2 separate regions of the Homo sapiens genome follow, and region 1 is linked to region 2. A link is an interaction called in ENCODE POLR2A ChIA-PET data of the cell type or tissue named here. Cell type or tissue: IMR-90. All regions are shown on one strand. Each heading gives the region's core, and the rest is flanking DNA. Links, peaks and the distances in the headings are about the cores only.

What was found. ChIA-PET counts read pairs that join two places held together with the same protein. Peaks named below come from ENCODE experiments on the same cell type or tissue, not always from the same donor. Only the 100,000 strongest peaks of a DNase experiment are listed, where the experiment ranks them.
Region 1: POLR2A ChIA-PET joins it to region 2 with 29 read pairs; 8 of 35 experiments call an interaction of 5 or more read pairs at or near these places.

The regions. Positions count from the first base shown.
Region 1 is chr2:69,016,277-69,032,393 of GRCh38, forward strand. All of the region lies in intron 1 of ANTXR1 (ANTXR cell adhesion molecule 1), which reads left to right. Among named protein-coding and RNA genes, the nearest start is that of ANTXR1, 11 kb to the left of the region's middle. RefSeq lists an enhancer at 9,382-9,551 and a cis regulatory region at 9,467. In IMR-90, for the core only: a CTCF peak has its summit at 9,878; no DNase peak of the experiment used is centred there.
Region 2 is chr2:69,215,131-69,231,247 of GRCh38, forward strand. The region is part of intron 17 of ANTXR1 (ANTXR cell adhesion molecule 1); the gene reads left to right. LOC124906019 (a long non-coding RNA gene) reads left to right here. Exons shown (of 2, transcript XR_007086799.1): 1 at 1-9,259; 2 at 9,448-9,760. Among named protein-coding and RNA genes, the nearest start is that of MIR3126, 120 kb to the left of the region's middle. RefSeq lists a silencer at 1,967-2,261. In IMR-90, for the core only: no CTCF peak of the experiment used is centred there; DNase peaks (open chromatin) are centred at 7,131 and 11,021; H3K27ac peaks cover 3,953 bases.

The DNA.
Region 1 (16,117 bases), core at 2,342-10,341, 200 kb before region 2:
CCACATGTGGCTACCATACCGGATAGTGCAGACAAGAAGATAATTTGGCGACACATATAAAATGCTTTTAAAAAATGAGGGGTGTTCCTTTCCATCGAGCAATTTCATGTCCTAAAGAAAAAAAATCCAAATAGTCACAAAGAAGTACCTACATGTATGTTTATGGAGGTGCTGTTTATAATAAAAAGCTGAGGATTACATGTGTCTAACAGCAGTGGATTTACTAAGGTATGATATGTGTATAGTATTGAACCTGCATTGCATGTTATACAAGCTTGTAAGCTATTTTAGGAGAAATACATAATTCTTAACATACTATACACTTTTAGATGGAAATGCAATTACCAAACGTCATCTGCGTTATGATTCCACCTGTTTAAAAAGTTAAACACACACATGTGTATGTCTCTATTTACCAATATGGTACTACTATTTGTCTCTAGCAGGTAGAATTTTAAATTTTGTTTACATGTTTTTCTTAATTTTTCTGTACTGAACATACATTACTTTTATATTCAACAAAAATAAGTTATTTTGAATTTGTTTTGAAAATCATGTCAAGTGGGTCTCTAAACAGTGTGCTCACTTCCAAGCCCCTTGCTGTTGTAAAGGATGCTGCTGCTTTTATATTTAATCCTGGAGTAAATGTCTGAGTGCATCATAGGATTCTATGAAGCACATTGGAGACCCAAAAATGCTCCAGGAAAAGAAATGGTGGGGAGACCTTTACAGACATTCAGGTGGATGCCTCTGACTTCCTTTAGCTGTTCTGTTGCTGGAAGAGAAGGATATTTTTGTGCTGAATGAAAAACTTGCTAGAACTTGGTGCGGTAGTGCACACTCCACCAGCTTACCACCTCCATCCAGGCTAATTTATGAGATTGATGAGTCCAGAGCTAGGGGATGGGCCAAAACGCAGTGGTGGCAAACAGACCCCTGGGTGGTCGCTAAAGACATGATCTTCTGTCCTAGAGAGAACCTCCTCACACAGTGCTGTCCAGCACCCAACCACAGCCAGAGTGGAAAGTGAAAAAATGCTGACTCATTTTTTCCTTGGGCTTCTTAGATCCTTTCGCTGGCAAGACACTGTCTACAGTCTGAAACCGAGGGATCATAGGGGACTGAATCCACCATTCTTCTCCCAATCCCTGCAACTCCTTCTTCCCCTGCAACTGGTTCTCTTTTCCCATGACATTAAATCTCAGCTCATTTCAGCTTTAAGCAAGCTGCATCTCTGGCCTGGAGGGAACCCAGATTATACATTTAATGGAACGTCATGTTTTCTCAACCAGGAGCAAAGACTTCATAATGATAACCTAGAAAATACCACAGTAACACAATAGGGCATTATTAGTGGCTTTGGCGACTGGGCTGGTGGACTGGGCTGCACAAGGCTTTATACTGATGGAATTTCATGTTCACTTAAACATGCTTTTCTGGTTATAGTCAGGAAAAATAGATTGCTGGGAATTCAGTCGGGGATTTGAAAAGTTAGATTTGGAAGGCTCTGTTCAACAAAAAGCAAAGAAACAGCTAGCCTCTTTTAAGTCTTCCAGGGGATCTTCCAAGATGAATGCACCCATTTGACCAACCCACAGACATAACTACCTTCCCTCTCTCACAGCACCCCCCCACCCTCTCTTATTACGTATATGTTTATGTATTACATATTGGACTATTTTACATGGAGCTATTAGTCACTTGAATGGAGATAGTGGATTCTGCATCATGAATCTCAAGTGGCTGGCTATGTTATGTGTGCCCTGAAGACTTCAAAAATAGAATGTGGGAAAGAGAGCAGGAGGAGTGGAGATGGTGGTCTGGAAGGCAGGAGTAAACGCTGAGCAGCTTTATTTATAGGACTTGCCAAAGCCACAGCCTGTCATTCATTTTCTGCACCTAATAAATCCTTATATGTCTAAAGGCCCCCCACAGGCTCACCATGTGCTCCTTCCCCGTAAGACCTCCGACTCCCCCTGCCATTTCCCTTCTGTTCGGCACCAGTTTTCTTTTTCTTCCACTGTACAAAGGGATTCCATGTTGCCACTCCCCCAGAGTTCCAACCACAGCACCCACACCTGGATGATGCCCTGCTGGTGCTGATTTGCAGGACCACTGTTATGTGTTGTACTCCAGGGACAGGATCATCAGATAGATTTTTGTAGCATTAGGCTGGAAATTTCCCCATCAGGTATAGTACTGGCTTTTTTCTGGGAAAATATCTTCTGAGTTCCCAACTACTAACTTACAAAAGAAATACTGGATTGGGAACTTGTGTGAGTCTTGCAGACTCATGCTCTCTCACAAGGGTCCCAAAGACAACCTTGTTTGGTAGGTAGGGCGAAGCATGACTGTCCCTAATTTGAAGATAAGAAAACCTTTGTTCAGTCCACTGGGTTAAGTGACTTGCCCAAGGACCTAGGATTAGATCACGACAGAGCTAGGACAGTGTCTGCCCTTGACTCCCAGACCAGCTCTTTCCACTCATCTTCCCTGTAGAGTTGGGCCATAATGAGAAGCACATGGCAATACAACTAGAGGAACTGGGTAGATTCCAGGAATTCAAAATCCCCGCATCAGAGTTTCAGTAAATCATGGTGCATAAGGCGATTAAAGTTACTTAATTGAGGAGCTACTACTCTGCTGTTAAATCAGCTGTAGTTGATGGAAAGTATCAGGAACTCCAACCCCCTGCAACCCAGAGAAATGCTCCAGAGATCTAGGGGGTTAATTGATGAGTCAGACTTTAAGGTGTGTTCAGGACATTTTATTATGATAAATTCGTAATTTGTTCAGACTGAATCTGATAGAAAAAGGAAACTGAAGTCTGTAAATATGCTAAAACACACAGATGTAGCTTATTTTCAGAAATACATTGGAAGATGGCTTAGTGTCTGCAAAATTGGCTCTGAATAAGGAAAGCAAAGAGTTCAATAGAAGGCACCTTGAAGGTGCTACAATCAGATATTTTTTATATTTTTGGATTTTAATTCGTATAAGTCTTGTATATTTATTGTTAATTTCATTCCTAAGTATTTGATCATTTTGGTTATTGTAATGGGAAATTTTCTTCCATTTTAACTTGTTTGCTCTTAGACATATAAAGAGTATAAGTATCTGTGTTGATTTTGTTGTGAATTATTTTACTGTTTCAAATAATTTCCTAGTTGATTCTCTTGGGTTTTCTGGATATATAATTATATAACCTGCAAATAACAATTTTATCTCCTCTTTTCTCATTTCATACTCTAATTTCTTTTTTTCAACTTTTAAGTTCAGGGGTACATACAAACCTGCGCATCCTGCATATGTACCCCTGAACTTAAAATAAAAGATGTTAAAAAAAAGAAATTACATAAGAATGTGTCATGGAGTTTTGTTGTACAGATTATTTCATCACCGAGGTATCAAGCCTAGTACCCATTAGTTATTTTTCCTGATCCTCTCCCTCCTGTCACCTTCCACCCTCCGACAGGCCCCAGTGTCTGTTGTTCCCCTCTATGTGTCCATGTGTTCTCATTGTTTAGCTCCCACTTAACAAGTGAGAACATGCGGTATTTGGTTTTCTGTTTGTGCATTAGTTTTCTAAGGATAACAGCCTCCAGCTCCACCCATGTTCCTGCAAAGAACATCATCTCCTTTTTTATAGCTACATAAAATGCCATGGTGTATATATACCACATTTGCTTTGTCTAATTTATCATTGATGTGCATTTAGGTTGATTTCATGTCTTTGCTATTGTGAATAGTGCTGCAGTGAACATATGCATGCATGTATCTTTATAATAGAACAATTTATATTCCTTTGGGTATATTCTCAGTAAAGTGATTGGTGGGTCGAATGGTATTTCTGTCTTTAGGTCTTTGAGGAATTGCCACACTATCTTTTACAATAATAATTTTAAAGGGCATCAGAAAAATAGTTATCAGGGGCCAGGAATTTCTTTTATTATTATTATTTTTGTATTGAGGTGGACTTAATGCTTGGTTTTAAATGCTCCTCTAATTAAGTTCCACATTTGGAGAAGGCCTTTGAGGCCAGGCAAGAGTTGGTAGAACTGCCTGCAAATTGGATAGTTTGGCATATGGGTCAAAAATAAAAATAAATAAGGCAAAACTGTTTTGTTTTGTTTTGTTTTGTTTTGTTTTGTGTTTCTGTCTGGGTCAGCCAAGTAACTACCTCTACTTTATTTAGCTGTGGAGACCTGGTTAAACTCAGTGTCAAGGAGTGTTGGAGGAAGGCACCTGTCCCAAGATAACCTGTAATTATGTCCAAATGCTAAAGGATTCCTAGTGGTCCAGAAACAAATTCTGGGATCAATTAGGGAGACTTGGCTGTCACATAAATGCAAATGGGATTTGCTCTATGCTAATTTAGAATGTGTGTCTATGTTTGGTATGCGGCCAAGAGACTGGATCTTGCCTCTCCCCCTGATTACTCTGCAATAAAAGACAAAGAGAATATTTAAACATTTGTTGACACGTTTTTCAGACACGTCAGGTTCATACTGAAAAAGTAATTAGATTTCTCCAATTTGACTCAGCAGATTCTTCCATTCATTTGGCATAGATGACATACTCAGTTTTGATCACAAGTGTGTACTCCAATACATGCGTGGATGAAACAATGCCTATTGCAAGCAATGTCCTGCTATGGGAGGTAAAAGGAATGCAAAATAAACAGGAAGAAGTCCCAGGCTGTCAGGTTTTTATGGAGAAAAGTTAGAGGACTCTAGGCAGCCAGAGCTAAAGGCTTCAGTGAGGATTTGGGAAAGGGGCCAAGTAAAGTCAATTTTAGATCAGTAAGAAATAAGAAGTAACATTTACTGAACCCTTGCTACCTGCCAGACGCTATAGTAAACACTTTGCCTGTATGACCCTGTTTAGTGTTTACAACCCCCATAAGGTCTGTACAGTCATCATTACCATTTCACACGTGAGGAGACCGAGGTTTAGAGAGGTTACCCAAGGTCACTCTGAATGGTGAAACTAAGTCTCAAACCCAAGCCCCTCTGACTCATAATCTATGCACAAAGTTAAAAAGAATCTAAATATGCAAAAGAACATTGAATCAATCAAGGTAGGTCAGGTTATGCTGTGATAACAAATAACCCCCGAATCTCAGTTACACAAAACAACAAAAGTTTTATTCTCTGCATATACTACATGTCTGATAGGAGTCAGCAGGGCTCTTCTTATGGTGATGGTTCTGGGAGCCAGGCTGGTGGAGATTCCTTCCTGATACCTCCTGCCACCATCAAGGCTGCGAGGGAAGAGAATGCTAGATGATGTCTTGCTGGCCATGAAATGCTCCAGCCAGAAGTGACGTGCATCCTTCTCCTCACAGCCTGTTGGTCAGAACTGGTCAGATAGCCTCACTTTATGGAAAAAGACTTGAAGAATAATCCTCCATGTGCCTAGATGGAAGGGAAAGCCAGATATGGGTGGACAATAAAAGCTTCTACTGAAAACGTATAATTATAGCTTGCTTTGGCTTGAATAAGCAAGAAAGAAGTAGCCATTGAGAGAGAATAAAGAGATAAGACTTCTGGAGAAAGGTCAGTTTTGAGCCAAGTCTTGGATATACAGCATTCATCAACCTAGAATTACTGTCAGACGTGATGTTTCAAATATGCCCAAGAGGCAATGATAGCTCCTTCTCTTTTCCTCCCTTCCCCATTCTCTGCATACTTTAGATGAAATATTCAGTGAGGTGGGCGGGGGATTAAATTAGATTAAATGGAAAGTAGAAATGGAGATTAGACATGCTCTCCTGCCACCTAAGTATTACATGAATATATTTGAAAGATAAAACTCTCTTTTTCCATAGTTTATGGAATACGAGGGAATTTGAAAGGCTGGGGAAAGACAGCAGCCCATGGAACACAGACCACTGCAGCAGCAGAGCTCAGAGGATGCCTGTACACTGCAGGGGCTGATTCTGAGTTTGAATCAAGAGTATCTGGGCTCCTACTAGTGCTTCTCAATGAGGGTGCTGTTAGCATTTTTGATGGGACGGTGTTTCATTGTGATGGACTGTGGGATGCTTTAGCATTCCTCATCCTTGCTTTCTAAATACCATTAGCCTTTCTGGTCATTGTGATGACCAATAAATAACAGCCTCTATACTTATTTCTAAGGTTGGTACCACCTTGGTTGAGAACTCCTGACTAAAAGAAGGCAGGGCAGAGCAGGGTATGCCATTGATGTTGATTCCTAGCATCCAAGAACCACATCTGGGCATTTGTCTGAAGGAAGAAATTGGGAAGCTTCCATGATAAAAGCTCCAGTGGAAATTGTAGACCTTGGGAATGAATATGCTAAACTGAGGTTCTCAACCAAGGGCCAGATCACAACTTCAGAGGCCTGAGGCAGACGTGTATTTTGGAAAAGCTTCCCAGGTGATTCTGATTCAGGTCCCTCCCTCAGTGAGTCATAAGACTGAACAGGAAGACAAGAAAAGTTGCCCCATAATGATGGCTCATGGTTATGGCCTTATGATGAGGATATAGCTGAGGCAGCACACACCTTGGAGCTGGGCTATAGGCAGAGCTCTTATTTTAGATGGTGGCAGAAGAAACCACACACAATATGAAGGCAGAAGAGCAAAGGTCACTGAGAGGCCATGTTTTGCCCTTCAGTGTTGCCAGGTCCTGCTGTGTGTACATATACATTTAAGCCATGTTGTTTACTAGCCAGGACACTCCTTTGCTTCCTTTCTCATAAGTCTCCCTACATGAAATGTGCCTCATGGGAATGCTTAACACAGGGCTTAAGAAGGCCACCTTCGGAATCAGGCATCTGCAGCTTTAAATATCAGCTCAATGCTTCAGCAAGCATTGTGACCTTGGGCAAATTATTTAGCCTCTCCGAACTTCAGTATTGTTAATAAAATAGGCATTAAAATGTCTGCCTCACAAAAGTGTTGTAAAGATTAAAACCTTTAATTAACCATTTGGCACATGAGTGCTGAGACGATAGATGGTGATGGTGATGGTTATGGTGGTGGAGGTGGACGTGATGATAAAGATGATGGTGATGGTAGTGGTGATGGTGACAGTGATAGTGGTGATTATGGCAATGTTGATAGTTGTGATGAAGATGATGATGGTGATAAGGATAATGGTGATGGTGGTGGTGGTGATAGTGATAGTGATGATGATAATGGTAGTAGTGATGATAGTGATGGTGGTGGTAGTGATGATGGTGATGGTGATATGGTGGTGGTGGTGGAGGTGGAGATGATGATGATGATGATGATGATGGCAGTGGTCATGGTGGTGGTGGTGTTAGTGCAGAAACAGAATATGGTCCTCTAACAAAAGATGCCTCCATAGATTCCAAGCAGTACTGCCTGGCTAGGATAAGGAATATATCAGTTCAATATTTATCAAGCTGTGCTAGAGTTCTGGAATCAAAAAATGCCTAAAACAAGTGCCAAGTCTCAAGGAGCTCAAAGTTTTGTAGAAGACATGGGGAAACAGTGAAATAATTTAATTTTGGTTGAGATGAGAGGGACTTAGGAGGCTTCATAGAGGAGGTGACTTTGGATCTGGAACTTGGAAGTTGATCAGGATTTTGTCAGGTGACAAAGTAAAGAAAAAGGCAACATTTAGGAAAGCAAACTAACACATACTCTTTGTAATATGAGTGTGACAGGGAAATAATCTGGAAAGAGTTTGGATTTTATTCCATCAGGAATAGGTTATGAGATTAAAGGTTTCTAAGGACAAAAGTGTCAAGCTTATGTATGTGTTTTAGAAATACATATCTATCATCTATGTTTGCAGTGAGGATGAAGGAAAAAAATAATAAATGAGACTGGGGGCTCTTTTGTATTAAGGATCAGCAGGATTGGATGAGCCACTGGCTGTGAGTGAATGGGAGAGGAAAGGGTTGCAACAGTAAGGAGCAGGCATCAGAAGGAAAGAGAAGTTGGTGTGGACATGCTGAGTCTGAACATGTAGGGCATGTGCATGGAGATGTTGAGTAGGCAGTTGGCTTGATACCCTGGAGCTGAAAATAAAAACTTGAGTGTTGTAAGCCCAAGGGTAATAGTTGAAAATGCAGGTATGGATAATAAATAATATCAAGATAATATCAGGATTTTTAAATGCCCAGAAGAGGTGGAGTTTGAAGAGGAAGATGGCCAAAGTCCAACCCAAAGGAATTGCTAACAGGAATTGTCTGGGCAAGAGAAGAAATTACACTAAACAGAGCTGAGAAGAAGCAGAACAGTCAGAGAACCAGCAAAGAATTGTATTAGTGAGGCAAGGAGGGACAGAATTTCAATGGGGGGAAGGGGTGATCATTCAGATGCTTTCTCCTGAAATCATCTCCTCCTCAATTTATGGTCTTGGTGAATGGTGGCCCTATAAGTCCAGCTGCTTAAGCCAGAGATATGAGAGTAATCTCTTGTTCACACTCAAGTCTGATGATATCCACTGCCATATCTCTCCCAGGTTGACCTTGTACTCTACCTTGTCATTGTCTTAGCTCAGGCATTCACCATTTTCACCCAGTTATTGGTCTCTTTGCTTCATTTCTTTACCCCTCTCCCCACCTTGTATTCTTGACAATCAATTCTAAAATTGATCTTTTTAGAACACAAATCTGATGTCGATACTATCTTCCCTCTCACCTCTTACCCCTTAGACATTTCCGAAGCTCTTTCAGGATAAAGTGTAAACTCTTCAGCAAAGTATGCAAGACCCTTATTGCTCAGGTCACTATGCATTTCCAAAACTTCATATCTTACCATATCCCACATCTTTTTAATTTTCAAAAAACTGTACTGCATAGTTCCCCAAACTAACCCATGCCCTCTCTTGCCTTTGGCTCTAATGCCCTTCACCACCACACCCATCTTTACCTAGGTGATGCCTGCCCATTTATCCTTTGAGACGATTACTAGTGCATGGTCCCCTTCTATTACTAGTTGCGGGCTCCCTGTGGTAAGAAAAAAAATAATAATAAGAACAACCACTTTTCTATGTTATTTCTTCATTCAAAGTTCCTTCCTTATTCAGAATCTCCTAACCCCATAACAACTCATATTGCATGACAAGCAGTGGAGTGGTCCATTTTCAAGAGATGGAGAGGAAAAACCCTTAGTGTTTGTCCTATGGGGTTTCATCCAGTGACCTGACCTGTTTTTCCCCTGATGCTTAATGATATGCAGCCCTAATTAATAAATACCTGTAGAGACCTCCTGGAAGATGGCTTTCCCAACATCTTGATTGCAAAAGGATTATGATCAGAATCATAGTCAGCCTACCATCGCTCTTGACGTTAAAAATAATGCAGATTCCAGGTCTGCAGAAATTATATAGTAAATAAGAATTCTATAGCAAATAAGAGAAAAGTGAAGACTCCTAACTGTAACTTTAGACCAGTCACAATAATAAACAATATAAGGTAAAATGAAACTTCAGATGCTATTAGACAACACTAAGCATAAATAACCGTTAAAGTTCATTGTTAACAGAGTGACCAAACATCCTAATTTGCCCAGGACAGGCCTGGTCTATGCTTGTTGTCCCAGCATAATTATGAATGTCTTCTTCTTTTACTCTCAAAAGTTTCTCAGTTTGGATTTTAAATTATATGGTCATCCTGATTATTAACTATTGTAAAAGACAATATCAAAAGGAAAGGGGATTGAAGGTCAAACAGGTAAAGCAACTTGCACACTTTGTTCCATTAAAATGGGCAGCCATTTCAGCACTCCTGCTTCCATTTAAGTGCTCTAATTTTAAGTCTTTTCTGGAATCCTCACTCCCAAATTCCCGTAACAATTAGCGGAAGTTCTTTAATACCTCTCACTATCTTAGCACCTAACACTCTGAACTGTAATTGTACATTTCCTGACCCTTCCATGGGGAGGCAGTGTTGCCTAATGGTTAAGAGCACAGGGTTAAACCCAGAAAGACTTTATGAGCATAGCGTTTGGACAAGCATGGACTTCAACATGGACTCTAAGTCTAGACCACCTGGGTTCAAATCTCAGCCCTACCACATACTAGCTGTATGTCCTTGAGTAAGCTACTTAACCTCTCTATGAATTCAGTCTCCTCATCTGGAAAAAGGGAGATAATAATAGTATGTGTCACATAAGGTTGTGCTCAGAACAGCGTTGGCCACACTGGAAATGCTAGCTGTTATTATTAAGTGGCAATGAATGTAAAGTGCCCAGCACAATGCCTGCTGCTTAGTCAGTACTCAGTAAATGTGAAGTGTCATAATTATTCATCTTTATATAGACTACAAAGGACCAACCAGGCACTCAAATATCAGTTTGCTGATCAATATGTGCATACTATAAGTAGGTCCAGCAAGATGAGAACTGAAAACAAGCCATATACTTTAGCAGAAATAAGGGCATTGGTGACTTTTGGAAGTGCTGTTTTGGGGCATCATAAGAGCAGAAACTAAAAATTAATGAGCTGAGGGGCTTAATGGGAGATGAGAAAGCAAGTTTATGACTTCAGAAAAAGATCTGGAGCATCTGGAGCATAAACAGTTAGCTTCTCCCTCATTCCTTTCCCCTCTATCATCTAAAACTGTCCCATCTCCCAAAAGAAAAAGCCTGAAGAAAGTGTCTAGGAGACGCTGCATCGGGTCCAGAGACTAAGGGCGTTGACACTGACATGCAACACATGCGTTAGAAATTCACTAGAAATAAAGCAGACGGACTGAGTATGAAAGAGGTCAAGCCAGGGTCTACTTTCAACTCTGTTGCCAAATTGTAAAAAAATATGGAGAGAAAGATCAGTGAGGAGCCCCTAGAATAATCCCAGATCTGGAAGTGAGTTTGCAGTCGAGTGGGGACCTGAGAGAGATGAGAACCATCCCCTTGGAGCCCTGTTGCTGTTGGGCATCAGCATCATGCAGTGGCAGCTGCTCTGTGGGGGTCAAAGGGGAAACCAAGCCACAAGAGATGCCTATGAAAACCAGGCACCTCCATGACTGTGATCCTGTCCAGCGCTGCTGAGTCCTCCCGCCAGATCGCGCGCCTCCAGGGAAACGGCAGAGTTTTGTGTTTAATTATGTGGATGTACTGGGGATCAAGATGAGGCCAGGTATAGCACAATGCGAACCTGAAGTAGAGGCCAGGCCAAAGCATCCCCTACATATGGCAAGCTGGAATGATGTAACTGTGTCCAAAACAAGCAAACAAACCTTGCAAAGGTGAAGTTCCTTTGTGGAAATGACTGGGGTTGATTCCATTCCCCACTCTCCCCTAACTGATGGAACAACAACATGATCTTACTTTAGCCATCAAGACTAACTCCTTTTCACCAGATTAATTCCTTAGAGAAGTTTATAAGTGTGAGATGATGCAAGTGTGTGTGTGTGTGTGTATGTGTGTGTGTGTGTGTGTAAGCTATTTTGGAAGCAAATGCCAAGCCAAGTTATACCTTTCCACATTCAAGGATGAAAATAGGGCCTACAAAAGTTTAGCACCTTAAGATAAGTGATTAAACAAAATTCCTGAGGTGGAAGAATAATATATTCATGGAAAGCATTTTCAGTAGCAAAAAAAAAAAAAAGGTCAATTGTGGCACCATATGACTTCAATTAAGTTAAATAAAACAGTAAATTTGTGAAACAGGAGAAAAAATATGAAGTGAGAAGGGACTTAGAACGGTTAAGGAAATATAAAATAATATGGAAAAATTTAAAGTCACCAAAGAAGCAGTAAAGAGCAGAACAGACAATGCAGAAAATGAAATAAATGATGCAGGCATGTTTAAGGAATTCTCATAATTTCAGGAGGAAAACACAGCTAGAGGAAAGTGATGAATGATAAAATGATAAATAATGAATGAAAAAAATAGCTATTCAAAGGACCAAATAACTTTTCATTGCTAAAGTATAGTCTAGAAGAAACTTTCAATGCTTTAATAGAAGAAAACTCTTCTGACTTAAGAAAAATTTGAAAATGCAGATTAAGTAGGCTCACCAAGTGATAATCTCAATTAATTATTCATTAAAAAACACTAATATTTAAACATTTCCTGGTGACAATCTTTAAAAGACAAAAGAAGAACTTTATAAGTGGGAAGAAAACACATGGTACCTGCGAAGGCTCTGAACATTAAATGGTGAATTTTGATTGACACAATTAATCTTTTATGATGGATAAAATTTTTGATGAAGAAATTCTGATGGATTTATGAACTAAAATGTTATACCTAGCCAAGATATCACTTACACATGAAAAAAAATAAAAAAGCATTTTCAGATACATATGGATTCTTTCTGAAAGGGGAATGGGATAATTTTCTTCAGGAAATTATCTGAAATGTGAATCAAAGTTTAAAAATATAAAATATAATAGTTATTACACAAAAGAAGTGGAAATGACCATTGAATCAATTTTAGCAAATATATGTCTAAATAGTATTTTCAATAAATTTTGACATAATATTGCATCAACAGACAAAACCAGTCTGTCGTGAGAAAGGAACAAGCTGAAAATAAGAAGCTTTGGGGGAAAAAAATACACTGTTTCTGAATATTCAAATCCATTAGAAATAATGACCACCACATTGAATATTGCAAAAAAGTAGATTCAGTTCATCAGAGGACAGTTTGAGAAAATTCCTCAGAACTTAAGCTGAAAGGATGCAGAGATTAAAATTATGAGAAAAGAGGCTGGGTGCGATGGCTCTCACCTGTAATCCCAGCACTTTGGAAGGCCAAGACGGGCAGATTACTTGAGGTCAGGAGTTCGAGACCAGCCTGGGCAACATGTTGAGACCCCCCCCCCTCCATCTCTACTAAAAATACAAAAATAATTAGCCAGGCGTGGTGGCGCGTGCCTGCTGTCCCAGCTACTCAGGAGGCCGAGGCACAAGAATTGCTTGAACCCAGGAGGCAGAGATTGCAGTGAGCCAAGTTCACACCACTACACTTCGGCCAGGGCAACAGAGCAAGACCCTGTCTCAAATAAAATAAAATAATGAGTAAAGAGAAAAGTAGGTCAAAGACTAGATCCAGGATATCTAATATCTAATATATATATATATTAGATATATATAGATATAGATATATACACAATAACAATTCTGGGGACAGAGAACACTTATAAGAGATACAATAAAAAATAATAATAAAGGAAGATAATTTTCCTGAGCTGCAGAAAGATTGGAGTCTTTAGATTTGGAAGATTTAGGTAAAATACTCAGCCTAATTAGTTTTTTTAAATGGTCTACAACTTGTACAATCTTCGATAATTTCTTAAAATATAAGAATAGAAAAGTCTACATTCTTCCAACAAAGAAAAAAAAATAGGCTCAACAAAAAGGAAAGTGAGATTCAGACTGGCGTTAGTTTTTTTACTCTACACATTAAATGTTCCAAAAAAGCTCAATAATTATAAGGTTTTGAGTGAAATGTGATTTTAAAATTCCTTAGTCAGGCTTTAAAATGATACACATTTTAAAATTGTATTACTTACTGAAAAAATTACCTAAAAATATTGACATCGGAATGGAAAATATATGTGAAAAAATATATAAGAAAAAGACATGGCATAAAAGAAACAGAAGGAATGGCTCTAGAAAAGTTAAGAAGTCAATAATAAGGCCATCAGTGAGACTTTGTAGCAAAATATAAAACTGAAAGAATGGATTGTCAATAGAGAAAATGAAAAATGTAAAATTTTTATGCGAGGTAGCAAAAATCACTCATATTACATTTACATATGCAAGAAGATGCGGTTTATTCTTAGCTCCCAAACTCCTCTTTTCTTCCAAGTCCACCTTCTGGGTAGCAAGAGGGAGGGAAATCCATAAATTTTGAATCCAAGTTGTGATAATAGTCCATTGTGGTGATTTTTTAAAATCCCTTTAGGTAAAATGCTCAGTCTTTCAAATGTTGCCTTTCCCTCACCAATAGAATCTGGGTATTTGAAGGAGATGGATTTGTCTCTGTGAAGGAGTCCTTCGATTCTGGACCAGTTGGTTTCATGGAAAGTTCTGTCACATCTTCAAGGAACAGAAAATTTCAGTACTAGTGTTAAACGCATACAGACAGCAGGAAAAAATAGTTTCTCAATTCACTTTATGAAGCTAGCATAGATCTAATAACCATATCTACCAAAGATAATACCTTCATACACAAAACTTCCCACCAACTTCTGAATAAAAACTTTAAATTTTAAATTAAATACATATTGTTAAAAAACTAACAGTATAGTAAAGGAATAATATCCTAAGACCAAGTAAAATTTATCCTAGGAATGCAACAGGGCTTCAATATTTGAGAAATGTTTAAGATAACTCCAATTTTTTTGACTGCTGAAGATAAAAACTGTATCTCAGCAGAATCTGAAAGACATCTCTGAATACTTAAGCATTCAAGGATATATTCAAAATATATTTTGAACCCTATACCCTACAGAGAATAAACTTTCCTTTCAAATGCCCATGAAATATTTATTAGGTCACAAAGAATGCCTCCATATATCTCCCAAGGCGCAATTTTTCCAGTCTGCATTATCGGCAATAAATAACAGGAAATGAATAGCAAAGTACACCAAAACTTCAGCTATCAGGAAAAAAAATACAGATTTGTATATTATCTTGTCGTGAGAAAGACATGACAGTGAATACAGAAATTTAGAAAAAAACGAGTCTGAAAGAAAGTGATTGTCTGGGACATAAGCTGGCGAACTATGGCCTGCAGCCTGTTTTTGTAAATAAAATTTTATTGTAGTACGGCCACATTCATTTTGTTCATGTACTATCAATAGCTGCTTTTGTGCTACAAAAAGCAGAGTTGAGTAGTTGCCACGGAGACCACATGGCCCCCAGAACCTGAAATATTTACTGTCTGGCCCTTCACAGAAAAAGCTTGCCCACCCCTGGACTAAGAAAACATTTGCAACCGAATATAAAATGGGCCAAAAATATTGAGACCAGGGTCAGCTTCATGGGCATGGGACCTGTGCAGTCAGCCACCCAGGGCCTCTCATTTCAAAGGGCCTGGCCCTTGGTTTAAGGGCCATCTTGCCATCTTGAATTTTGTTAAGTTTTGAACAAGAGACACTGCATTTTCATTTTACCCTAGGTTCTGCAAATTATGTAGCTTATCTTAATTGATACAAAGAAAAATGAACCATAAATGTGAAAAAATTATGGCTTATAGTTAAATACATCCAAATTAAAACAATAGTGAAATCAGTTTGTCCTTCCTCTGCCCACCCTCACTGCACAGTCTAATTACGTTGATGTGGGGACAGTCTATAGGGTAATTGGCTCCTAGAGAGCCAAACATGAACCCCTCATTCTTAGCATCTGTCCCTCCCTCTCTCTTTTCTTTTCATAATCCTCAGATAGCAAAGGGCTTTCTGTCCCTCTGCTGTACTGCCAGCCTAAGGCATGGATTTCTTCACCAAATGACACAAGAGGAAATTATGTCCTCCTTATATTGTGATCTTAATCCTCCAAGTTTTGTTCTTTAACTGCTAAAGGAATTTAGAAAATCTCTCTTTGACAAAGTCTTGCTTCCAAACCAGTTGTCTTGCTGCAAAAATCATATTTTGAATTTCAAATGTTAACTTTTTCCCCTTTTCTGCATCACTGCTGGAAAAACAGAATCCCCCACTGCTCCAGGGTGGCTCCTGCCAGATGGATGTCTCCGACTGACCAGGGTCACTTTCTGTGCAGTTGCTAAAGAGAAAAGCACAGTACAAAGTTCAAAATATTACCCCCATTATGTATGTAAAGATATTGTTAAAAAATATTCATCAGAATTCTTTTATAATGGTGAAAAAGTAGAAGCAACTCAATGTACAAAAAGGAATTATAGCTATTATAAAGTTATAATTGTACAAGTTATAAAGTGGAGAAAATGCAGATGTTACAAGTGATGTTGGGAAGGATTAGTGAATGAAATAAAAATTTGTTCATAACCATAATGACATTAAGTGAAAAAAGCAGAGACCATAACCTGTAAATACACAAAGTGAAGATGCTTGGGGAAAAGTCTGAAAGTAAAATCATTGCAGTGAAGGCAATGGTTCTATCTGAGCTGTGGGATGATGGGTGATTTTTATTTTCTTCCTTTTGTTTGTCTTTCCCTCCTCTCTACCCACCCCCCCAAAATT
Region 2 (16,117 bases), core at 3,378-11,377:
ACTCTGTATTCGCCATCTTCAGGGAACCCATTCCAAGCTCTCCAAGTAGCCCCATGGGGACAGCCTCACTGCACTGGAGGGGAAGCCCAGGGAAGCCCTGATGAAATCTCTACTGGAAGGGTCTCTGGAGACTCACAGCACAGCAACTTTTCTCTCCAAGAAATCCCTTCATACATCCTTCGCCCTACCCAGGCCCCTTTTATAGCCTTCATCTGGCTGAAGAGTCCAAGCATCATGAAGCCAGTTTACAGATGTTTCCCTATTAGGCAACTTATTAGAATATCTTACAGCTCAGAGCATAGTCAAAACTTCCATTTTAACATTCATTACATGCTTATCTCAGATTTTAATTATCCACCCATTTAAAGATATGCCCCATGGGGCATAGACATCATCTGGTTTATTCACTACTACATCCCAGCTATGATAGGCACTCAGTGAATAATTATTGAATTAACAAATTAATGTTTAAGTAAAGTAGCGTCCCCTCCTCAGCCTGCAAGCCATATGGGAGTGGGAACTGAGATTATTTGTACTCAATATTTGCCCCCAGTAGAGTCTAGTAGAATGCTGGCCCATAGTAGGTACTTTAAAAGTGGCTTTGAAAAAAATTAATGAACCTGGGCAAAAGGCCACATTTCTCTAGGTAAGATTAATGGAGGCTCTACTGACCCAGAGCCTCTCTCCCATTCTTCTTCAAATTCTTCACTTGGCTACATTGCTTAAAACTCTGCTAATCAGATATTCTATCAGTTCAAAGCTTTTTTAACAACAAAGATATCACCACTGAGAAAATGGAAGCCAGTCATTTACACTTAAGAAGACAATTTGATACAAGGAATGTACAGGAACACTGTCAGGGGCCTGAAGAGTGCTAGGAGGCACTTAAGAGAAAGGAGATGGCAGGCCCAGAGGTGGGAGCTCTTTTAGAGGCTTGCCAGGGAGACCGTGTGTGCCAGGAGGTGAAAAGGAAGTGGCAGACAAAACCAGTATTTTTTAGAGTTTGCCTTTAGCAAGCTTCCTTCTACACAATTTTTAAGAACCAATTAATTTTTAGAGCTAGAAGGAACCTTTTATATCATCAGATTCCATGGCTTCCAAACATTTTTGAGCCAAAAAACTTCTTCTTTCAATGAAATCTTACCAGAAAGCCAATATGAAAAACAGGTAAGCGGAGATAATCTGGTTCTAGATAGGTGGTTTTAGGTGGGTTCTAGATGTTTGGGCTGGGAAACCAAACATGCACATACACATACATATCTATTAATACATACATACACACATGCATATACATACATATACACACATACATATATGTATATACACACATATATACATGCATGCACATATATACACACATGTACACGCACACACACGATTTTCTCAGAGTAGTCTTCAAACCTCCCCCTCAGAATCACTAAGTGCTCCTGAAACACAGTGTGTCCAGATACAATGAAAGACCCACAGTCATCCTCACCCATCACCATGTCCCAGAGACTGGGCTCCAGAGGTCAAAAGAAAATGAAAGACACTAGACCCTACTGCTCCCTCCCCTTGATCAAGGAGCAAGACCTTGTCCCCTCCACTTCCCAAACTCTTTGTCTATTCTGTAAATGTTTGCAAATCAAAGAAAGAGCCCTTTCACGGGACCACTGAAGACTTCCCCCATGAGTTTAATACTACCAACAAATATTTACTCAGTTCTTCCTACATTCTTGACCCGTGTTTGGCACTCAGAACAAGTGACCATTGTCATTGCTAAGTTAACCAGCACTCTCTGGGTGCTGCCTGTTCAACCTTCTCTGAGCCATCTCAATTGCAGTTAAATATCCCACATCTTTCCATCTTTCCCCTAAATGTGCTTTGAGACACTGTGTGAACTGATCTGCTGAAATGCAGATAAACTACATCTGTCAGCCCCCATCTATGAATCTAGTGAGACTTGCAAAAAAAATGAGGTTTGGCACAATTCGCTTTCGGCAAACCTTTGCTCCCAGGGATGACCACTGTTTCCTGTCTTTGGAACTTATAAGCCATCTGTTTAATAATCTGTCCTAGCTTCCTGCCAAGGACTGACATGCATCTCACCAGTCAGCAGTTCCCACCAAAAGTGCTTAGGGCCTCAGGGCCTCCCATCCCTGCTGCTGGCCAGTGTCCAGCTCACACAAGTGGCCCCCTCATCCCTAATGAGGCCTTACTGGAGAGGATGGGCCACTCGCCTATTGCAAGTGCACAATGTGAATCTGAGAGTTCAGTTTCGTGTAATTATTTCTGTATCAACAACATCAACTCAGGGCTCAAGATCACCTAGGTGAGAGTGTAAGAATAGAGACTTTCCAATTAGCAGAGCTAGGTTTGAAACCTAACCCCACCACTCACTGTGTGGTTTTGACTAATGACCCACTCTGAACTTGTAAAATGAGCCCATGGGAGCTCATGGTTGTGATTACTAAATGCAATATAGTGCATTTAGTATATGCAATATTGTGCATGAAATGCTCAGCACAGTGGCTGGTGCATATCAGCATTGTTATTATTAAAAGAAAATACCCTTATTAATTAACTACTGCAAGTCAGGGGTGGGAATGGGACAAGGAGCAGGCCTGGGTGGAGGGCCTGTGTGTGAGGGGACTATTCATAGGTACCCAGTTCAATTCTTTTTCTAGGCACTAGCGGTATATGGAAAAGATCCTCTTCCCTGTAGAGCTCGAATTTCATGGAGAAGAAATTATGAGAGAATGTCTGTCTCCTTTCAGTCACCTGGCTTGTGGATTTGCTATCCCCAGGTGAAACCAAGGCCCTACTGGACTGGCCCCAGGCTGATTCCTGGAGGAAGCTACTTTTCAGAGGGGCACACAGGTTATCTCATGGACAGGTTCTTCAGGGTGTCTTCTAACCCCCAGAGATCTGAGGACAAAGGATTCCTATCATCTCCTTGAGCAACTGTTAAGGAGGCAGAGAGGAGCCGGGTGGAAGGTCCTCAAATGAACAAGGTCAACCAAGCGGCAAAGGTTCTAACAGTTCATTCTCCTGGCCCTCGTGTGAAAACTGCAGAAAAGTCACCCCATGCCTTTGTAGATTAAAATTAAGCTGGCAAGATTCAGCTGTAGTGGGCTTTAGATGGTCTGGGTCACTTTCTGAAGCCAATTTCTTTTAAAAGCTCTCAAGCTGAAGGCAATAATACTAAATGACAGCTGAGAATTTTAAGTTTTATTTTCAGTTCTGGAAAAAAAGGGGGGGATGGGTATCCCTTTATATTTTTATACTGAGGACAAGTCAGTAGGGAGATTTCATTGTGTTGTCGGTGTAAAAGTAATCAACTCAGTGTGCCATAGCCAGGAATTCAAACTGCTTGGAAAATGCAGGTGTAGTTAGCCCTTTTCACTGGAAAATACACTGGACAGTGACGTGGGTAGGTTAAGAGCAGAGAGCTGCTGGGAAGATCTGCAGAAAGGGCAAGGTTGTCTGCCACATTCCTTCTTCCTAAAGCACTTATGCCATCTAGGTGAAACTGGGCTGTTCTAGGAGGGGTAGTACTTCCTGCTTTAACACTAACCAACTTGAAAATCACACTGGGAACAAAACCATGACAGCCAGGAACACAGCACCAGAAGGTGAAACCCAGCCCAGAGTATGTAGCCGCTGTAACTTACAGCATTAATAAAAGGCTTACAGAAAACCAAAGGCCTATTAAATATCCCTGCCCCACCTAGACTCACCACTTAATTGGGGTGGGAAGCCTCAAGGCAGAAGGAGTATAAATGGTTCCAAAGGCCGGAGCGACTTTGGTCTGAAAGGCCCAGGTCCAATTAAAACAAACCAGGAGCCTTAATAACTGCTCCGTTTTGACATCGGGAAACCCACTCTAAATTCTGTCAATGGCTATGATGTAGAGATTTTATTATGATTATTATTTCATGGACTTAATGAATGCTTAAAAGAATTAAGCCACGATAAGACCCAAGGTCATAACCTCCTCATCCACCACGAAAGGGCAGCTTGCCCCAGAGCCAGCCTCTTCTTGGGAGGCAGTCCCCAGGTCCCTGGGTTCTGGTGGTCCTACTATTTGATTTGGGGTTGATTTAGAGCATGCACAAGCAAAATGGGCTGTAGGCCCTTGCCGTGACTGTAAAGGCTTCTGTGTGCGTAGTCATCTCCTCAACCTGCCAGAAATTCCCCAAAAGGAGAAAGGTTAATCCCTCTAACTTAAGGAATTTTAGCCTAGGTAACATCACAGTGTCCACCAGAAGGAGGACACACACACACACACACACACACACACACACACACACCCTACTGATGAAAATTAGGTTATCTATCTCCCTTAACCAACTGGCTATGAGTACATCTTGTTCTTTTATGCATTCACCATTTTTTTGTATTGCTAATGAGCCACAATAAGCAATATTGAGTATTTCTTACTGAGTTGTATTGAGTCCTTCACCATGAGCCAGGCACTATATTATATGCTAAACAAGTTCATTTTCTTTGTGTATCACAAACCTTTCTGATTATAAGCAGTACTTATTAAGTGTTATGTTATCAACGTATATTAAAATGACAAATTCTCTTGGTAATCATGATTCAGTAGATACAGGGTGGGGTTTTGTCCTCTGTTTTTAACAAGTGGCCCAAGGGATGCTTATGATCAAGTCATTGTCCTAGAAAGCTTCCCAGCTTGTCCGAAACCTCTTGACTGAAGTGCCCACAGACTCCTCCACCATCAGAAGGGTCCCCTTTCCCACTGTGTTGAGCCCTCCCATAAGCATCTCCATCCTTCCTGATTTTTTTTTGAACAGGCTTTTAGCTGCTGAAAAGCAAAATAATACCCTCAAAGGAAAGTTTTATTGGAGGGAAACTGTCTCAAACTGCAGACAGTATCTTTTTGCATTTTATTAAACCTGCAGAGCTAGAGCCATGATTTAAAGCAATGGGTGGCCAAGTAACTTGAAGTCTATTTTAGTTACCATTTTTGTTACTGATGGTTCCACCTACTCAAAAGAAAAAATAGTGAATAGAAATATTAATATAGGAAGCCAAGGCAGTCTCATGGCTGCAAAGAAACATTGGTTCTGTGCCCTGACCTTCCTCTTTGTGGCTCAGATTTTCCACCTAGGGGAGGGTGATTTTTGCTCTCTCCTCATCATACAGAGCTGCTGAAGGGATCCTTAAGAGAAGGCTCTTCTAGACTTTGAGTTTCCTGACCAAAATTAAACCGTTGCAGTTGTAGTATCTTTCTCTTAAAGTGGGTTTCCTCATTCACCAGACATTACCATTAGAGCCTGGAGTGATGAGAAATGTCTAAATGTAGGTAAATAGACAAAGACTTCCAGAGTTTTCCCATGTATTGTCAATGGGGCAACAAGGCATTGCCCTGAAATCTCTGGGTGTGTGACATTAAGATTACAGCTTGTATGTAGAACATAAAAGGCCTCTTTATACTCTATGATTATGAATTATGATAATCTTTCTTAAAGCAAGTATGTATATATTGTTATTTATTCTTTAAAACAACTTTTCAAAACATATATTCTCTATCTCAGCTTAAGTTGAATGTACTTCTTAGAATGAATTTATGTAGCAAGTCAACTCTGCTCTGTGCAGACAGGGTCAGTTGTCTTCTCTCTGAGCAGATTGTTGGGGGCCAATCCTAGCTAACTATGAAACTAAAGGATGGAACAGTTGACCCCTGGAAGTCCCTATGCTCCAGTGATCTCTCTCCGTGTATCAAATGGTCTTGAAACTCTTAAAAAGATTGTTATTACCTCAAATAGAAAGGGTGATTGTATTTGATATATCCTGGGAACACTGCTCGTATGCACCATCTTAATAAAATGAAAGCCTATTAAATAAGACATCATTTAAGGAATAGAGGAGATGGATGGAATGCCACAGAAAAATGTAATGAATATTCATTTATAGATTGAGAAGTGGAAACATATGGGAAGGCTTGTTTGGGGTTTTTATTTTTTGCAACAATATGGGGCTCTTAAATGACACTACACATTTATAACAGCTACCTGTTGACCAAGAGCTGTAAAGGGACTCTCCAATTACAGAGGAGCAGAGCCCAGTGGATGCTGTTCCTCAAAATAGTCATCTCCCATTGAGATCTATTTAAGAATACCTTTCAAAGAGTATCTTTACAGTTTTATGCACCTAAAATACAGTAAAATCTCACATAAGGAGATATCAGAGTTGGGGGGCTTATTAGCTCATATACTGATACAAAAGTTTATTTCTTTTCAGTTCTCCAGATTAAGCCCCATTTTGTCCCTATATCATAATTCAGCTTTCATTTGAGTGAGAGTAAAAGGGGATCTAAGAATAAAGTAAAAATAAAAGAGACTCAGTAGCATCTTAGTTCTGAGACCCAGAGACCATTTAGGAGGCTACTGTAATGTCAGGCAGAATAACAAAGCAGAAGGTGGCTGGGGGTGACCCTGGAGTCACTGGATGGTGAAGAAGGGGTGGAGTTCTGATCACAGAACAACCAGAGAGAGACTCTCAGTGAGTCAATTAAATTTTGCCTAAACTTAGTTTTCCCCACTACAAAAAAAAAAAAAAAAATTCCTGTTGCATCACCTCAAAATAGGAGATCCATTGAAATGTGAAAATGATGAAATGTGGAAATAAATATGTACTTTGCAAATAATAACAATGGCTGTGTGGAGTTAGTGAGCCCAGGATTTTCTCTTCTCTTTTTTCCATAGAGTTTTTAGTGCCTTTAATTGCTTTTATTTAATAAAAGAAATGGTAATTTAAGAGGAGAGAGAGAGAAGCAGATGTGAGCTTTAAGGGATGACTATAGAACCAGATCTATGATGTCTGAGCTAGACTCCTTAGCGGGTTTCGGAAAAATGTTCCAGCCCATTAATTCAAAGCCTGAGTGAGGAGGTGTGAGTGACTGGTCACACCAGGACACAGTGGTTCTCTGCAGTGGCCACTTCCGCTGACATTACATCCAACACCACCATCACTTCTGTGGCCCAGGTCTCCCAGGACACTCATTTGCAAGTTCACCATTGTTAAAAATCACTCTCCTGTCTTCTTGTCATTCTCCTTGTCTAGTGATCCCCAAGGTTTCTGGACTCAGAGCTTTGGTATGAAATTCAATCTTCACTTAGTTTACAATTTTTTTCTTCACCCAGTGACAGTGTGATGAGGTAATGTTTTCTAGCAGACCGGCTCAAGATTTGAACCTTTAAAAGTGAAAAACATTGAGAGCTTAAAAGGCCAGTGTTCAATATTCCTTCAGTGATTTTAAGTGGACAGTAATGTCTTCCCAGATATTAATTCCAGAGTGACAGAACTATCATTGTCTCCATCTGCCCCCACAGCAAAGTTGTAGTTAGTCATTCTCTGTAACAGTAGTAATGAACTCTCTAGTTATAAACAAGCAACCCAAGAAAAATTTCATTTCCCCAGAGACCATTTAGGAGGCTACTGTAATATCAGGCAGAATAACAGCAGACCGGAAGGGGGCTGGGGGTGACCCTGGAGTCACTGGATGGTGAAGAAGGGGTGGAGAGCGAAAAGATGCTGGAGGAGGAGGCATCCTTATCCAGGTTGCCTCAGACTCCTGCAGAAGGGACCCAGCCCCAGCCCTTGCATATCAAGAAGAGAAACTCAGAGGACTCTTCTCATTCACAAGGAAATGTTCTGAAGCTGTGAGACTCTGACATTTGTGGTGTATAAACCACTTTCGCATGGCCCAGAACCTTCTGTGAGGTTCCATTCTGCATAAATTACAGTTTTGTAATCACTTTTTCTAACTGATGCTTTTTGTGCTCTTTAATGTGCATTCAGATATGAGGGGAGGTGGCATCCTTTTATTTATTTAAAGAATGCACGTCTTTATGATTTGCCTTCAGAAAGAGGCTCTTTACTATCAGCATGTCCCACCTTTTGGGGACCCTGAGGTCCAGTGTGGAGAAGCAAGGAGCTGGCTCTCCTCCAGCCTGGAGTAGCTGTGATCAGCCTCAAGTCACCTCTACTCAGAAGGTCCCCAGAGGCCTGTGCAGGCTGGCAGATGGCCCAGGACTTGAGATCACTTCAAGTGTGCATGGATAGGGAGGAAAGCTATACAGACTCATGTGACCTATAACTTGGACATTAACAGACCAAAGGAAATGCCATGCCTTACTCAGAGCCAATTTCTCTTTAGAAGAGAATTCTAAATTCTAAATTCTCTAATTCCTGTGTCACTCTCCAAGTCCCCTGCAGTCTTCCTCCCATTGTCTTTTCTCTTTTGTTTGGTAACTTTTCTTTCCTACGAATTTACCAGCCTGAAGAGATGAAAGTCCTGAGTTTTCCTACTTCCTTATTACACAAATGGAGGAATAAGGAAAGCTGTTGTTGGAAGGATAGCACTCAGTAGATGAGCAAAGCAACTCAAGATTGTCTCCTTTAGCTCCAGTAAGTTTGATCCAAACTGGGAGGTCACCGATGAAGCTTAGATCAAACAAGGGCCAACATCATTGTCATCAACACCATCACTGTCATCATCATAATGACAAAAATGACCCAAAAATGTTCTAATTTTTGAGGAGGTTTGCTTAAAGTGAAGAAGGTTTTAATATCTTCATTGTGTGCTAGATTCTTTAAATCAGAATAATCAAACTGAGGTGTTAAGAGAAAGAATATCAGAAAATCAGGCAAGACCTTGCTTAAGGAAATATGAATTGCCTAAAGGAGGAAACGGCTAAAAATTACAGATGATTTGCTTGATCTCGAATGTAGGTGTATACCCAATTTCAGTTAACCTTTGGGTATGTGATAAGCAAAAACCACACCTCCACCCTTCCCTTAGAGTTTTCAACTCTGGCATATAAACTGTGTTCTCATCTCCACCCGGTCCTGCCAATGACAAGTTGAATGCTGTCTACTATAACTGCATGGCCAGGGCCCCTGAGTAGCATTTAAGGTAATAGAAAAAGCCAGCTAGTGTGCCAATAGCCTTTGAGAGATGACCTGTACTGATACAGATTCCAGTTTATCTTTGGCATAAGCCAGCCAAAAACACAAATAGGATCTCCTCAGAAGCACTTTCAAGGCTTACAGACTGGGAATTTTCCTTTTGATACCATCCTCATCAATCGTCAGATTGTGTATGATCATTATTTCAGAGACTCAAACCAGAAGTAATGTTCATGTAACTACCAACCTTCTGAAACAGAAGGTTGAGATCACTGTTGGTTTTTGTTGACAGAAGATTGTGGCAACACACTTTGAAAGTAGGCGAAAGGTAATCCAGAAGGTAATCAGCCGTAAAATTGTTCTGTTTATGGGAAGAATGAAGTACCATGTCCTGCTGCTGCTCTTCACTTTAGTTTTATCACCCTTTTTCCTCCCTATTCCCTTTCCCTGCCCTCAAATCTCTACCTCCCTGCAAGTGCCCTACTTCCAAGTTTCAGAACTTGGGCTTGCATTCCATTCCATCCCTAGGGAGAGAGCCTGCAGGGCCCCACCGTTGCTCAGGCCCTCTCTTGACCAGAGCATAAAGGATTGGCAGACACTCTGGCAGGATCCTGCACAGCAGTCTTCAGATACAGCTGCTCTTCCATCCCCAAACATGAAAATCTGTGGCTCCTGGCAGCTTGGAAAATGTCATTTTCCCATGAAAATGACGTAAGAGGCAGAAGAGTCTCAACTCCACTCTCTGTTACAAAAGTATTCCTCCTAAAATATTAATATTTGCGCTTAGTCCATATTATACCATGTGACTAACATATGAAAAGAAATCTTCTTGGAGATTAAACAAGTCTCTCTTGGGCTCATTGCACAGTTTGGGGAGGTAAGCTCCAGGTCAGAAGCTGCCTGGAGACATCTAGAGTGTCACCCTCCCTCCGTTTTCTGTGGTGTTCCCAGCCTATGTGAATGAGCTCATGTGCTGACCTCCTGGCCAGCCCCTCTCTTCCCTTCTCTGTAGTGCTCTGCACACTTTGGTCCTTTTGCCTCCCCCCATTCCCTCAAAATTTGACATTCCTATGTCCCTTTATCCCGATCACCACCACTCAAATTTCACAGTCCCGAGCACCCTTTCCCTGGCCTCAAAAGAATAGATCTTTATGCTGGCTAACCCACATGTTACTGGATGCCAGTGTCCAGGGAATTTCTCTCCTGGGTAACACTCTGGCATTTTAAAAGGAGTCTCCATGAGATGCCCACAGGGGATCCCTAATGTTGAAAATATCAGACTGAGCCGGGGACAGTGGCATATGCCTGTAGTCCCAGCTACTCGGGAGGCCAAAGTGGAAGGATCGCTTGAGCCCAGTAGGTTGAGGCTGCAGTGAGCCATGATCATGACACCGCACTCTAGCCTGGGCGACAAAGTGAATTTAAAAATTTATTTTTTATTTTATTAAATAATTTAAAAATACATATATCAGACCAATTGGTAGTCTGGACATGTCCGGGGTGCAGAGAGTAGGAAGAAGACACCTCAAGGCAGGGAAATTTTGGTGTTCTGCTCAGCTCGCTACCAGAGGCACTCATTAACCTCATGGGTAGGGGAGAAGCAAGGGAGATGGGATGCAGGAGAGAGGCGAGCTGAGAAAAAGCAACAGGTTTAGAGAAACTGATGATGCAAACCCCCAAACTCCCTCTCCAGCTTCACAATGTAGTTCTTTAGCCTCTTCAGGGAGCTTATGGATTGAACACTAGCAAATGTTGGGTGCTATTCCAGAGCTTCTTTTAGGCCAAAACCAAATAATATGACAAAGTCCCTGCCTTCAAAGAAAGAAGGCTGAAAGGCAAGAAAGGACCAGGTGGGAATTGTGATGGCCGGAAAGAGGACAAGGAGTATTGCTGTTACTATTGGGCTTTTTGCTTATTCATAATTTCAACCACTGCATAGCTAAGACTCCCAGAAAATCAGAGTGAGCTGTTCAGAACTGCAGTGTGTCCCCACACTGCCTCTCCATTGCATTCCTCTGCCTCAGTCCCAGCCACATCTCTCAGCCTCAAGAATCCTGTTCCTCAATGAGGGGGTTGGTAGCCATAGCTCGGGGGAGTGGGCCAAACCACGAGCACCCCCACTCATTGCAGGGTCTTTGGAGACTGAACAGAGATTGTTCTTACTAAGCATGAGGTCACCTTTCTTTTCCTGGACTGTCTGGATTCACAGAGTTTCTTTGGGTTCTCTGGCTGAATTCACTCCAGGGCTGATCTCTGTGAGCAGCCCCTGGGATCTAGCTCAGAGAGACTCCTCCAGGGCCCAGTCCTCATCCCCTGTGGAATGGGACCTAGTGAAAGACCAGTCAATTGGGGAAGGATGTGGAGCAGGTCATGAGGCCGGAGGAAGGCAAAGGTCAAGCTAGTTCCAAAGGCCTCATCAAGCGGTAGGAAATGGGAGAGCCTAGGAGCCAAAATGGTGGTTGAGAAGTAAGAAATGCTGCAAGCCAGGAGCAGCAACAAAAGCAGTGAGAGGAGGCTGAGAAGAATTCGGGAGTCAGAGGCCCATCCAGGTACTTGGGGTGACCTTGTTATCCTGGTAAGGGTTTGTGCAACTAGGAGGAACCATTGAAATAGAAGAAATGAAGTAGAGGTCATACCGTTTGTCATCTCTCCAAGTGGAGCTTTCTGCTGAGTCCACTTTTAATGAACAAATAAAATTCGTTGGTAATTAGCGACATTCTTTATTTATAATCCAGGTGCTGAAATCCCCCCAAAGCTTTACCCTGCCTCTTTCCAAAAGATTTAACATATATATTTTTTTTCCTCTTAAAGATTCCTCTTACAGTCTCAATATGAGTCCAACAACCATTTCTTCCCAGATCATACAGAACACGAGCTCAGCCCAGCCTGGGGAGAAGTATCACAGACATTTAATTAGTGCAGGCTGGATTCGTGAAGCATTTCGTGCACCATGAAAATGGGGCATTTTGATACTGGCTCATGGTCTTATTTCAGATCCAACTTCTACATGGTCTTGCAATTAGGAAGAGTACTGGGGCCCAGTGGAAGCCTGAAAACAGTTTTGAGGTTGGATAACTTCATGCTTTTTTTTACTCCTAAATGAATCCCAGATTTTGAGTGCTGTAAATTTTCTGTTTTTCTGTCTGACATCAGCCAGAATACTTCAGGGTTTTGACTACTGTCTTCCTTTAGTTTTATCTGAGAGGCACTCTGGCAGGATCATGGCAGCCCTTACCTAAAAAGCAGATAAGTCCAGGAAACAGTCCAGAGGCTTCTGGGAGCCAGCTGGGCAGGTCTCACCTCTTCAAAGGTGGGCATCCAACTCCATGGTCAAAAAGTAAGAGGCTGCCCAAAGCCCAGCCTAATCCCAGAAGATCACCACAAGAGCCTACCACAGCACCCCAAATGCCCAGCACTGGGGCCGCTCCTTTAGAATAAAATACTGTCATCAGAAGGTTCCTTTCTTGAATTATATTATTTAGGTTAGAAGTTCAGCTGACCTACCAAAAGCCCAAAATAATACAAGCTTCAACTATCGAACTTTTTTTTCCCCTCTCACATATAACTCTCCGGGAATAAACTGTCCAGGATCAACATGGCAGCTCCATGCTGTCAGGTGCCCAGGCTCCTTCCATCTTGTTTCTCCACCACCCCAAGAGTGTGGTTCTTGTCAGCATAGTCCAAGAATGAAAAGGGTTAGGGTGTGCCCTTTAAGGCACAGCTTAGAATTTGGACATATAATTTCTGCTCACATTCAGCTGGCCAGAGCATAGATTACATGGCCACACCTTGATGCAAAGGAAGCCACACCCACCTGCAATCCTTGCACCACACTAGGTCAAGCTCAGCATCATTTACTGCCTCTTGAAGCAGCTTTTGCAAGGAAGGCTGGGAAATGTAGTCATTGCTGGCTGGTCATGTGGCCAGTGAAACTCAGGGGTTCTACTACTAAAGGAAGAAAGTGAAAATGCATATGAGAGACAGTTATCAATCTCTGTCACAGTATATTTTTGTGTCTATGGAAAGATAGAGCCTATTAAGAAATAAACCACTATAGTGGACCCAGCTTGTGGATCTGATTAGAGGTTTGTCCCTTAGAAAGCACAGAGGATTATAAGGGGAGAGGCACATAGGACAAGTAAATTATGATTGGAAAAAGGGATAGGGATACACAAGGCACTTCTCCAGGAAGGGTTGCTGCAGGGCACTGAAATCCTAAAGAAGGAAGAAATAGAGACATGGAAAGCTGGAACAGAACAACGGAGGCTGGGTAAGTGTTGGGACCCGTGGAAACTTCTCAAATGGGTAATATTACTGGTGGCCAACTCTTTTCATGGCTATGCTTCTTGATTCATTCTGCCCTAGATTCATTCCAATCTAAAAGCACATGTTGCTCAAAAGAAAGAGCATAGAGTCTAAACAGACCTCGATTTATATCTTCACTCGGTCACTTACTTACAGAGATAGCCTGGGAAAATTACGCAGCCCCTGAGCCATTTCTACATTTTTGAATCAGGATAATGGGGATATTAACCAATGGTGCTTTTAGGAGAACAAAATGAGTTGATGAATATAAAGCAGCTAGTACCAAGCCTGGCATAGGGTAAGCACTCAGTGAGTGGCATTTGGGATTAGTATGAAACTTTTCACTCCATAACAAACAACTTGTCCCTCAAATGAATACATATGAGTAGGGGGCTTGGCCAGTGTGACAATGTTGTGGGATAGGAAAAAGGTGCATGTGTGAAGTGCTGAGAACCTAGCAGACACCTACCCATTTAGGATGCTTCTCTTAGTGTGCTCAGGCTGCCATAACAAAATACTATGGACTGTGGGCCTTAAACAACAGAAATTTATTTTCTCACAGTACTGGAGACTGGAGGTCTGAGATCAGGGTGCCAGTGTGATCAGGTTCTGGTGAGGCCCCTCTTCCAGGCTGTGTGCTCACATAGCCATTTCTTGGTGCATGTGTGAGTAGAATGAAAACAAGCCCTGTGGGAACTCTTCTTCTAAGGGGACCAACCCCATCATGAGGGAGGCACCCTCATGACCTCATCCAACCCTAAGTTCCTCCCAAAGACCCCACCCTCAAATACTATCCCACTGGAGGCTGAGGCTTCAACACATGGATTTGGGGAGACACACACATTCGGTCCATAACAGTGCCACTCACTGGCAACAATACAGGAAGCACAGAAGCAAACTTGTTCTTTTTTAAAAAAATTAATATTCCATTTTGGGGAAAAGGTGTTGACAGCTACTGGCATAGGAAAAGAACTCATCCTGAAGATGGCATTCCTCGATTGGTGCAAAAGAAGAAAACAAACCTTCATCCATGAGCTTGTATATATGGAGCGGGATGATATCAGCGCTGTGCACCAGATGAATCAGTAATTTTTACATTTTCACATCCAAGCTAAATAGTGCTCTTGACCAAAAAATCTTAGTCGGTTTATCTTCTGGCACCAATATTTAAAGCAAATACCTCAACATAAATAAAATAATAAATTGAAAGACTATACTAATTGTCGTTCTAAGTAGTTAGAGTCATTTAACTGGGGACAGGAAAAATATCCTCAAGATTCTTAACAGGTGAGACAGAAAGGGCAAGAAGGAAGACTCTAAATAATATTAGTTCATCCTGGGTCAGACTTTCACTCACTCAGCATGACCATGCCATGGTGGTTTTTTTTTTTTTTTTAATCTTAGAAAAGTGCATTAAATCTAAAGTATTAGTGAGACCCATCCAAAATGTTGATTAAAACCAGGCTCTTTGGAGAAGTAATTGCTACACTGCTTGGCAGGACCCAGGAGTGTACATTGGACTTGATGCCATTGATGAAGAGATGATGGTCAGTACCAATGGCTGGTTTTAAGAAGAGCAAAGTTAAGAAACAATATTTAGGATGTGCCACACTGGGTCACCACTCAGCATGATTTGCTTCCTCTTAATGTTTTCAACTTTCTCTACCACCTCTAAAGTATACTACCCAGGGTATCTCTGCATAATTCTTTGTCTTGCCCCTTTGAAAGGTTTGAATTCTCAGAGCCAGTCCCTGTTTAGTGACAGCACTTTGGCCACCTGATCACTTTTCCTAAATCTCCTTTCTCCAACCCTATTTTGTCTTTATTTTTTGAAATTTGTCAGAACTAAACAGGTGCAAACAAAACATGCCATGATTTTATATAGTGCTATGAGATTTAAAGAAGGGATTTAAGCATCAGACAAGGAGGTTTTATTTCCTTATGTCATCTAGTATATTTTTGCCTTTTTTAGCTACAATGGTTTATCGACCTTCCTCAGGGGCCATCAGAGTGAGTCCTTTACCACTTGGCCTTACAGTTTCATTCATTTGTATGGCAAGTAGTTGTAACTTTACGCGTAGGGTAGACATGGAGAGTTAGCATTTCATATAGCCTTAGGACAGAGTTTGTTCATCCCTATTTTGATGGCACGGCTACTTTATCTTACTGTGTTTCCTCTGTGTCCAAGTATTTATTAATATTTTTTAAGATTTTCAAGTCAAAATGGCAATTTGAGTATATGTATGTAGCCTGACTTCAGAATCGGGAGAGACTTTTCAACCTTGAGCTACCCACTGGCAGCGTGAGAGAAGGTGATAGGATGTCATAGGCTCAGCTTACACAAGTAAGCATGCACAAGTGTGTAAATAGGCAAAAACCCCTTTCCAGATTGCAACATTTTTCCCAGTCCTGAGTTCAGCCCTTTCTCACCAACATAACAATCTATATTTCTTTTAACTTTTATTTTAGGTTTGGGGGTACATGTGAAGGTTTGTTACATAGGTAAACATGTGTCATGGGGGCTTGTTGTACAGATTATTTCATCACCCAGGTATTAAGCCCAGTACCCAATAGTTATCTCTTTTGCTCCTCTCCCTCCTCCTACCTTCCCCACTCACGTAGACTCCAGTGTCTGTTGTTTCTGTCTTTGTGTTCATAAGTTCTTATTATTTAGCTCCCACTTGTAAGTGAGAACATGCAGTATTTGGTTTTCTGTTCCTGCTTTAGTTTGCTAAGGATAATGGCCTCCAGCTCCATCCATGTTCCTGCAAAAGACATGATCTCATTCTTTTTTATGGCTGCATAGTATTCCATGGTGTATATGTACCACATTTTCTTTATCTAATCTATAACCTACATTTCAAAATGAACACTGCAGGATAATATCCAGAGG